Regions from separate parts of the Homo sapiens genome. Here region 1 is linked to region 2. A link is an interaction called in ENCODE POLR2A ChIA-PET data of the cell type or tissue named here. Cell type or tissue: CD4-positive, alpha-beta T cell. All regions are shown on one strand.

Evidence for each region. ChIA-PET counts read pairs that join two places held together with the same protein. Peaks named below come from ENCODE experiments on the same cell type or tissue, not always from the same donor. Only the 100,000 strongest peaks of a DNase experiment are listed, where the experiment ranks them.
Region 1: POLR2A ChIA-PET joins it to region 2 with 7 read pairs; 1 of 35 experiments calls an interaction of 5 or more read pairs at or near these places.

The regions. Positions count from the first base shown.
Region 1 is chr19:34,238,664-34,243,663 of GRCh38, reverse strand. No RefSeq gene overlaps it. Among named protein-coding and RNA genes, the nearest start is that of GARRE1, 13 kb to the left of the region's middle. In CD4-positive, alpha-beta T cell, no CTCF peak of the experiment used is centred here; a DNase peak (open chromatin) is centred at 2,033.
Region 2 is chr19:35,954,542-35,959,541 of GRCh38, reverse strand. It overlaps LOC105372383 (a long non-coding RNA gene), which reads right to left. Exons shown (of 5, transcript NR_136525.1): 2 at 2,178-2,289; 3 at 1,267-1,328; 4 at 1-543. Among named protein-coding and RNA genes, the nearest start is that of LRFN3, 21 kb to the right of the region's middle. RefSeq lists an enhancer at 163-212 and silencers at 373-422, 433-482. In CD4-positive, alpha-beta T cell, CTCF peaks have their summits at 80 and 281; a DNase peak (open chromatin) is centred at 281; H3K4me3 peaks cover 791 bases; H3K27ac peaks cover 2,165 bases.

The DNA of each region.
Region 1 (5,000 bases), 1.7 Mb after region 2:
GATCTCATTCCCATCAGACCATAGTTGCGGCAATACAACTTCCAGAAGGACACCATCTTTTCTTTTTTCTTTTTTGTTTTGAGACAGAGTCTCATTCTGTCGCACAGGCTGGAGTGCAGTGGCACAATCTGGGCTCACTGCAACCTCCGCCTCCCAGGTTCAAGTGATTCTCCTGCCTCAGCCTCCTGAGTAGCTGGGATTACAGGCATGCGCCATCACGCCCAACTAATTTTTGTATTTTTGGTAGAGACAGGTTTCGCCATGTTGGCCAGACTGTCTCGAATTCCTGACCTCAAGTGATCCACCCGCCTTGGCCTCCCAAAGTGCTGGGATTATAGGTTTGAGCCACCCTGCCTGGCCACCATCTCTTAAGGCATCCAGATTAGATGCCTTCTCTAAGACATGTGACAGAATTTGACAATCAGATTTGTGTTCCCCAAAGTGCATTCTGGCCTCTGCACAGAATATGGCACAGAAGAATGCAGTATGAAGAGAGGATAACCAATGAGGAGGTTAACATAGTCCACGCAAGAGGTGAAGGGGCTTTGAACCAGGGTAGAGGCAGAGAGATTTGCTCACTCTAGATGGGAAATTAAGCACAAATGTTCACCTTCTTTGCCTTTAAGACTGCCCTGGCTGGGTACGGTGGCTCGCGCCTGTAATCCCAGCACTTTGGGAGGCCGAGGCAGGCGGGTCATCTGAGGTCGGGAGTTCAAGACCAGCCTGACCAACATGGAGAAACCCCGTCTCTACTAAAAATACAAAATTAGCCAGGTGTGGTGGCGCATGCCTGTAATCCCAGCTACTCAGGAGGCTAAGGCAACAGAATCACTTGAACCCAGGAGGCGGAGGTTGCAGTGAGCTGAGATCAAGCCATTGTACTCCAGCCTGGACAACAAAAGCGAAACTCCGTCTCAAAAAAAAAAAAAAAAAAAATTAGCTGGGCATGGTGGCGCATGCCTGTAATCCCAGCAACTTGGGAGGCTGAGGCAGGAGAATCACTTGAATCTGGGGGGCGAAGTTTGCAGTGAGCCGAGATCGCGCCATTGCACTCCAGCCTGGGCGACAAGAGGGAAACTTCGTCTCAAAAAAAAAAAAAAAAAAAGACTGCCTTAAAGGCTGCTTTGCCTATGGAGTAGCCATTCTTTTATTCCTTTACTTTCTTAATGAAGTTGCTTTTATTTAAAAAGACTGCATTAAGATGTCAACACATGAATAAACAGTTATAAATTGAATTGGGCAGGAATAAGCCTGTCAAGTATTTTTCTTTCTAAAATAATTTTTTATTTTTATATATTTTTTGAGACAGAGTCTGGCTCTGTTGCCCAGGCTGGAGTGCAGTGACACAATCATGGCTCACTGCAGCCTTAACCTCCTGGGCTCAAGGGATCCTCCTGCCTCAGCCTCCTGAGTAGCTGGAGCCAGAGGCACACGCCACTACGCCCGGCTAATTTTTAATTTTTTTTAAAATTTTACTTATTTTTTTGAGATAGGGTCTCACTGTGTTGCCCAGGCTATAGTGCAATGGTATGATCACAGCTCACTGCAGCCTTGACCTTCTGTGCACAAGCAGTCCTCCTTCCTCAGCCTCCTGAGTAGCTGGGACCACAGGCATATGCCACCATGGCTGGCTAATATTTTAGTGTTTTTTTTGTTTTGTTTTGTTTTGTTTTTTTTTTTTTTTTTTTTTTTTGTAGAGATGGGGTCTCCCTGTGTTGCCCAGGCTGGTCCCAAACTCTTTGGCCTCAAGTGATCCACCCGCCTCAACCTCCCAAAGTGCTAGGATTACAGGCATAAACCACCTGCGCCCAGCCAAGACTCTTTCTTTTGTTTGTTTTTTGTAACAGTATGCTGCTTAATTATAAGCCATGCCGACTGCAGCAGTGAGAAACAGGTTTGTTCACTACTTGTGCAGACCTTCAATTAGGTTTCCTGTTTTCAAGTCCCCTTCTCACTCTTGTTCCCTGTTGTACCTGCTGGCTCAGAGGCAGAAGCCTTCCAGAGGCCCAGGCAGGTGGCTCCTCCCGCACGCTAGCGCCCCTTGAGCACAGTCGAGGCGGCAGCACGCTATGCTCTGCCTGGGGTTGCCATGCTTCCAGCTGCTCTTGTCAGTCTAGAAAGCTGCTGAAAAATACCTCACAGGGCCAGGCGTAGTGGCTCACACCTGTAATCCCAGCACTTTGGGAGGCTGAGGTGGGTGGATCACTTGAGACCAGAATGAGACCAGCCTAGGCAACACGGTAAGACCCCATCTCTACAAAAAAAATTTAATAACCAGTTGGGCGTGGTGTTGTGTGCCTGTAATCCCAGCTACTCGGGAGGCTGAGTTGGGAGGATGGCTTGAGCCCAGGAGGCAGAGGTTGCAGCCAGCCGAGATCGTGTCACTGCACTCCAGCCTGGGTGACACAGCCAGACCCTCTCTCTCAAAAAATAAAAATAGGCCGGGCGCGGTGGCTCACGCCTGTAATCCCAGCACTTTGGGAGGCCGAGGTGGGCGGATCACAAGGTCAAGAGATCGAGACCATCTTGGCTAACATGGTGAAACCCTGTTACAATACAAAAATTAGCCGGGTGTGGTGGCGGGCGCCTGTAGTCCCAGCTACTCGGGAGGCTGAGGCAGGAGAATGGCGTGAACCTGGGAGGCGGAGCTTGCAGTGAGCCGAGATCGTGCCACTACACTCCAGCCTGGGCGAAAGTGCAAGACTCCATCTCAAAAAAAAAAAAAATAAAAATAGGCCAGGTGTGGTGGCTTATGCCTGTAATCCCCACACTTTGGGAGGCTGAGGCAGGTGGATCACTTGAGGTCAGGAGTTTGAGACCATCCTGGCCAACATGGTGAAACCCTGTCTCTACTATAAATGGATAAATTAACTGGGTGTGGTGGTGCGTGCCTGTAATCTCAGCTACTCAGGAGGCTGAGGCAGGAGAATTGCTTGAACCCGGAGGCAGAGGTTGCAGTGAGCTGAGATCGCACCACTGCACTCCAGCCTGGATGTTAGAGCGAGACTCAAGTCTCAAAAATAAATAAATAAATAAATAAATATCAGGATTAAAAGAAAAAAAAGGAAGATTCTTCTCTGTAGACATCTGTGGGATCTGGAGAGATTGGCATCCTACAACAAAGCCCTCTGGAATTCGGAAATCTCAAGAATAAAGATCACTACCTTAAAGCTGACACTGCTGGTTAACAAATCCTGGTCACACAGAGAGCTCCAGGGCACCCGTTTGCCTCCTTCTAATGACAGACAGCCAAGAATCCACTGATATTTTAATAAAGCCTACTACAGGAAAGAGACTAAGATGAACAATAGCAAAGGAAAGAAAATAGCAGAAAAAACTAAGAGATACAGGGATTTATTTATTTATTTATTTATTTATTTGAGATGGAGCCTCTCTCTGTCGCTCAGGCTGGAGTGCAGTGGTGCGATCTCGGCTCACTGCAACCTCCACCTCCCACGTTCAAACGATTCTCCTGACTCAGCCTCCCGAGTAGCTGGGACTACAGGCATGTGCCACCATGCCCAAGTAATTTTTGTAGTTTAGTAGAGATGGGGTTTCACCATGTTGGCCTGGCTGGTCTCAAACTCCTGGCCTCGAGTGATCCGACCGCCTCAGCCTCCCAAAGTGCTGGGATTACAGGTGTCAGCCACCATGCCCGGCCGAATGGGCAGCTCTTATATCTGAGTAAAAGAGACTTCTAGTGAAAGTACAGGGAGGATGGTATGAAAAAAATTACCCAAGCTAAAGGGAAGACACAAACCATTAAATCAAAAGGGCCTAACAACTGCCCAGCATAATACTGGAGTGAAACAAAAAGACCCACACTCTTGAGAAGTCATAACATTTCTTAACAGAAAGGATAATATGCTGTTTCCACAGAGGAAGAAACAGGTAATCTACAATGAAAAGAAAAAATCAAATTGGCATTAGACTTAACATCACTGCATGCTAGATCAAGGGTCAGCAACTAAGATAAGAATTGCTTCGACGTTTTGTTGTTAAATAAGCAAAGAAGGCTGGGGCTGGGCACAGAGGCTGATGCCTGTAATCCCAGCACTTTGTGAGGCCAAGGCAGGCGGATCACCTGAGGCCAGGAGTTCGAGACCAGCCTGGCCAACATGGTGAAATCCTGTCTCTACTAAAAATACAAAAATCAGCCAGGTGTGGTGGTGGGTGCCTGTAATCCCAGCTACTCGGGAGGCTGAGGCAGGAGAATCACTTGAAGCTGGCAGGCAGAGGCTGCAGTGAGCCGAGACGGCACCGCTGCACTCCAGCCTGGGCGACAGAGTGAGACTCTGTCTCAAAAAAAAAAAAGAAACGAGGAAGAAGATGTGACAGAGACCTTCCTGTCTAGAAAGCTCCCTAAGGAGAAATTCCAGTAAACAAAGGAATGGAAAACATGGTGCCAGCAACTCTAATTGTAGCCCAGGAGAGCAGTGATGGCAAAATCTCAGGATCATGACTTTGTTGACACCTGGAAGCAATATATTTGGGTTTTATTTGTTATTTATCTTTTTCAATTTTTTTTCTTTTTTATTAGACACCAAGATCTCACTATGTTTCCCAGGCTGGTCTCGAACTCCTGGGCTCAAACGATCTGCCTGCCTCAGCATCCCAATGTACTGGGATTATTGGTATCATCCACCATGCCTGGCCTGTTTGGATCTTAGCAGAATGGTGGAAGGTTATGGAAGAACAGTCTGTATGAAAAAAAGGAGATTTTGTAGACTGAATTATAGTATGGGTGAGGAGTTGGAAAAACTTGAGAATATGATAAAGGCAACAAATACCAGCAAGAACAAACATTCAGAAACTCCAGGAAAACCCAAAAGCTGTACAGAAAATAACTGTCCAAAGAAGAAATGGTCTGAATTAAACTAGAAAGTTGGTGAGTACAAGGAGAGTGGAATAGATTCCAAGTAACAGAGAACATCCAAGAGCCAATCAGAAACTCCAGGGGAAAAAATTGTAAACAAACAAAAACAAAACCAAGATAATAC
Region 2 (5,000 bases):
GATAGGTCTCCTGCTCTCTGCAACTGCAGCGCCTCTGGAAGCCTTCAAGGCTCAATGGATGGGGCCAGCGGGCAGGGTGGCCTACGCGGTCCAGCAGAACAGGCTTAGGGGGCTTGAGGCGCCTCAAGAGCGTGGGCCCAGCGCCCGCCACCACCGCAAACTCCTTGTGCCGGTCGCCGGGCGGCAGCGACGGCGTCACCATCGATTAGGGAGTGCCCAGCAGGTAGCGCCGCAGAGCCAGCGCCGTGTCCCGGGAGGCGCGCCCACGCGCGTTCACCGCCTCCACTTCCTCGGGCCGCGACGTCGCTGCTTGCACAGCGCCGCCTGCCGCGAGCCCTGCAGCTCCTCTGCCCCGGGCGGGCACACCCACACCGTCGTGCCTGGCTGCAGGCGCGGGGAGCACGGGGAGAGTGGCGCCCACGCAGGGAGCGCTGTCACCAGCATCGCCGTCGGGGGCCCTGTGGGCGGTGGCGACATATATAGCTGGAAGTTGGGCTTCTCAGCGCCCCCGTTTTCCGAGAAAGCCGTGATGAAGCGGCAGCCCTGGAAACATAAAACACAGACGTCCGTCGGGCTTGAGGGAACCAGGAGCCCAGAGGAGGCAGTCAAGAATAATCCGGTGGATTTGGAAGCTAAATGCGTCAGATTCTAATTCTGACTCTGCCACTTTCTCTCCCTCTCTCCCTCCCTCCTTCTCTCCCTCCCTCTCTCCCTCCCTTCCTTCCTTTTCTTTTTCTGTTTTAGAGAGGAGACTCAATCTGTTGCCCAAGCTGGTCTCCCAGGCTCACGCGATCCTCCCACCTTGGCCTCCCAAAGTGCTGGGATTACTTACAGGCGTGAGCCACCTTGCCCAGCCGACTCGGCCACTTTCTAGCCAAGTGAACTTGGGCAAGTCACCTCCTTTCTTGGGGCTTAAGCTGCTGTGTCTGTAAAGGGGGTATCGGTGCACACTTCACAGAATGATGGGGAGCTTGATGTCAAAGCCATGGCATGAAGTCAGCTATATCAATATTAGCTTAAACTTGCTTCTTTTGCACCATCTGTCCCCAAAAGGCCCGCCCAGCCTCCTCAGAACCAGTTTTGCCAATCTCCTGGCACACAGTCTGCCCAAATAGCCCCTTGTCCAGCTGGCCAGGGCCCTGTCCCAAGAAGTTCCACTGTGGCCAATCCCCTGTCACAGAGCCATGCCAGACAGCCTCCCAACCTGAGCCAGCACAACCAGCCCCTCCCTACCCCACACTCTGCTGCAAATCCAGACCAACTCACCAGCTTTCTGTGTTCCTTCTGGGGCACTCACCCTGTAGGAAACCCAAGGCACCGAGGCACAGCTGGGGGTAGAGGGAGATAGACTGGTTAGTGTGGTTCCTCCTGCCAGCCTTCCCTCCAGGCCTCCCACTGCAGGGGCAGTACGGGGCACAAGGGAGACCTCAGAGAAGGGCTCAGCCTCAGAGCCCAGGGCCCGGGGGTCACCTGCCAGAGCAGGGCTGAGGCCAACCACATTGCAGGGGCATTTATAGTCCTAGGTGCCTGGGCCTGGCCCTCAGCACCCACCCTGGGTCTACACACAAATGTACCCATTAGTACTGGCTCCAGCCTGACCTGGTGCCACTGATCATACAGAGGCCTAAGTATGGGGGTGCTGGGTGGAGAAAGGAGGGGACAGAGAAAGGAAAGACAGCTATGGGGAGGTGGGGACAGAGATCGGCATAGAGAGTAAATGTGGGAGAGGGAAAGATACACAAAAGTTACGGTGAAGGCCAGGCACAGTGGCTCACGCCTGTAATCCCAGCATTTAGGAAGGCCGAGGCAAGTGGATCATCTGAGGTCAGGAGTTTGAGACTAGCCTGGCCAACATGGTAAAACCCCATCTCTACTAAGGACACAAAAATTAGCCAGGCGTGGTGGCGTGCACCTGTAATCCCAGCTACTCCAGCTACTCTGGAGAGTGAGGCAGGAGAATTGCTTGAACCGGGGAGGTGGAGGTTGCAGTGAGCTGAGATTTTGCACTCCAGCCTGAGCAAAACTCCGTTTCAAAAAAAAAAAAAAGGGTTATGGTGAGATGAAGAGATGGACGAGGGGAGAGGGACAGATAGGGTAAGGAATGGAGAAAGAGAGAAGGAAAAAGACCAGCTGAGGCTCCGGCGGACTGCTGGCAGACATGGCCACTTCCCGCTTACCCCAGCAACACTAATGTTAAAGCAGTTCATCAGAAGGCAACAAGTTCTTCTCCTCTACAGAAGGATTTTCCAAACAATTCAGCAAGTTCCAAATGATTCTGATCGCAAATACCTGAAGGATTGGGCAAGGGAAGAATTCAAAAGAAACAAAAGTGCCACCGAAGAGGATACAATTCGGATGATGATTACTCAAGGCAATATGCAGCTCAAGGAGTTAGAAAAAACACTTGCTTTAGCAAAATCTTAACTATAGCATTATTCTGAAGGATTTTCAAAGTCTCCATGTGTTTTGTTGCATTTAGGATTAACAATGGACAACACAAAGCCCAGTCTTACTATTTGTATGTACAGTATTTGGTGATAGAGAGCAAAGGAAAACACATCAAAACAGTTGCCTTAACACTGAAAAACATACCCTGCATTTTGAAAATGTTTATGGATGGCTCAGCAGTTTTTAAAAGAAGCAAAACCCACTAACAAATGGCCAGTTCGCACATGAAAAGCTGCTGGACACAATCATTAGGGAAGTGTAAATCAAAACTACTATGAGGCCGGGCACAATGGCTCGCGTTTGTAATCCCAGTACTTTAGGAGGCCAAGGTAGGTGGATCATTTGAGATCAGGAGTTAGAGACCAGCCTGGCCAACATGGTGAAACCTCATCTCTACTAAAAATGCAAAAATTAACCAGGTGTGGTGGTGCATGCCTGTAGCCTCAGCTACTCGGGAGGCTGAGGCAGGAGAATCACTTGAACCCAGGAAGTGGAGGTTGCAGTGAGCTGTGATTGTGCCTACTGCACTCCAGCCTGGATGACAGAGTGAGACTCTGTCTCCAAACAACAACAACAACAACAAACAAGCAAACAAAAAACTATGAGATATCACTTCACATTCACTAGAATGGCTGTAATTAAAAAGAGAAATAATAACAAGTGTTGGTGAAGATGTGCAGAAATTGGAACCCTCATACATTGTTGGTGGGAATGTAAAATGGTGCAGCCACTTCAGGAAACAGACTGTCAGTTCCTCAAACTAATGAAACACAGCTGCCGCGTGATTTAGCAATTCTACCCCTAGGCCCATAAACATTATTTGGCAGTGAAAAGAAAGAAGGACTGATATACTGATATATGCTAAACATGGATAAACCTTGAAAACGTTAAGTGAAAGAAGCCAGTCACAAAAGATCACGTGATGATTCCATTCATATGAAGTGTCCAGAATAGGCAGAAAGATTAGTGGTTGCCTAGGCTGGCTGTAGGTGGAATGGATTAACTGTTAATGGGTGTAGGGTTTCTTTTCAGGGTGATGAAAATATCCTGCAGTTAGCTTGTGGTGTTAGGTTGCATGACTCTGAATATACTCAAATCCATTGAATTGTATCTCAATAAAGCTGAAAAAAAAAAAAGACCAAAGACAGACAAGAAAGTAATTTATTCCAGGAAAGCCTTTTTTTTTTTTTTTTTTTTTTTAGACGGAGTTTCGCTCTTGTTGACCAGGCTGGAGTGTGCAATGGTGCAATCTCGGCTCACCCCAACCTCTGCCTCCCGGGTTCAAACGATTCTCCTGCCTCAGCCTCCCGAGTAGCTGGAATTACAGGCATGCATCACGATGCCTGGCTAATTTTGTATTTTTAGTAGAGATGGGGTTTCTCCATATTGGTCAGGCTGGTCTCGAACTCCTGACCTCAGGTGATCTGCCCACCTCGGCCTCCCAAAGTGCTAGGAATATAGGTGTGAGCCACCACGCCAGGACCTTTTTTTTTTGAGATGGAATCTCGCTCTGTTGCCCAGGCTGGAGTGCAGTGGCATAATCCTGGCTGACTGCAACCTCCGCCTCCTGGGTTCAAGCAATTCTCCTGCCTCAGCTTTCCAAGTAGCTGAGACTACAGGCAGGTGCCACCATGCTCAGCTAATTTTTGTATTTTTAGTAGAGACGGGGTTTCACATGTTGGCCAGGCTAGTCTCGAACTCCTGACTTCAGGTGATCCACCCTCCTCCTCAGCCTCCCAAAGTGCTGTGATTACAGGCGTGAGCCACCGTGCCCAGCATCGGAAGAAGCCCTTTGAATATTGAGGAAGTGGTTGTATTTGGAGAGAGTGAGGGATGTAAGTTTCTCAGACAGAATAAGGGATTGAAGGGGCAAGGTGGAGAAGCTGAGACCTGAAGACCATCCTAAGACAAGAGGGGCACAGCCGGGTGTGGTGGCACACACCTGTGGTCCCAGCTACTTGGGAGGCTGAGGTGGGAGGATTGCTTGACCCAGGGAGATCAAGGCTGCACTGAACTGAGATGGTGCCACTGGACTCTGGCCTGGGTGACAGAGTGAGGCCCAGTCTCTAAAAATAAAAAAGTAAGGCCAGGCGCGGTGCTCACGCCTGTAATCCTAGCACTTTGGGAGGCCGAGGCGGGTGGATCACGAGATCAGGAGATCGAGACTATCCTGGCTAAGACGGTGAAACCCCATCTCTACTAAAAATACAAAAAAATTAGCCTGGCGTGGTAGCGGGTGCCTGTAGTCCCAGCTACTTGGAAGGCTGAGGCAGGAGAATTGCTTGAACCTGGCAGAGGTTGCAGTGAGCTGAGATTGTGCCACTGCACTCCAGCCTGGGTGACATAGCGAGACTCTGCCTCAAAAAAAATAAAAAATAAATAGATAAATTAGAAAAGAGGTGGCAGGGCCAGTGCGGGGAGGGGGAGGACTCCTGAGCCTGCTGAGAGAGAAGTTTTTTTTATTTTTATTTTTTGAGACGGAGTCTCGCTCTGTGGCCCAGGCTGGAGTGCAGTAGTGCAATCTCCGCGCACTGCAAGCTCCGCCTCCCGGG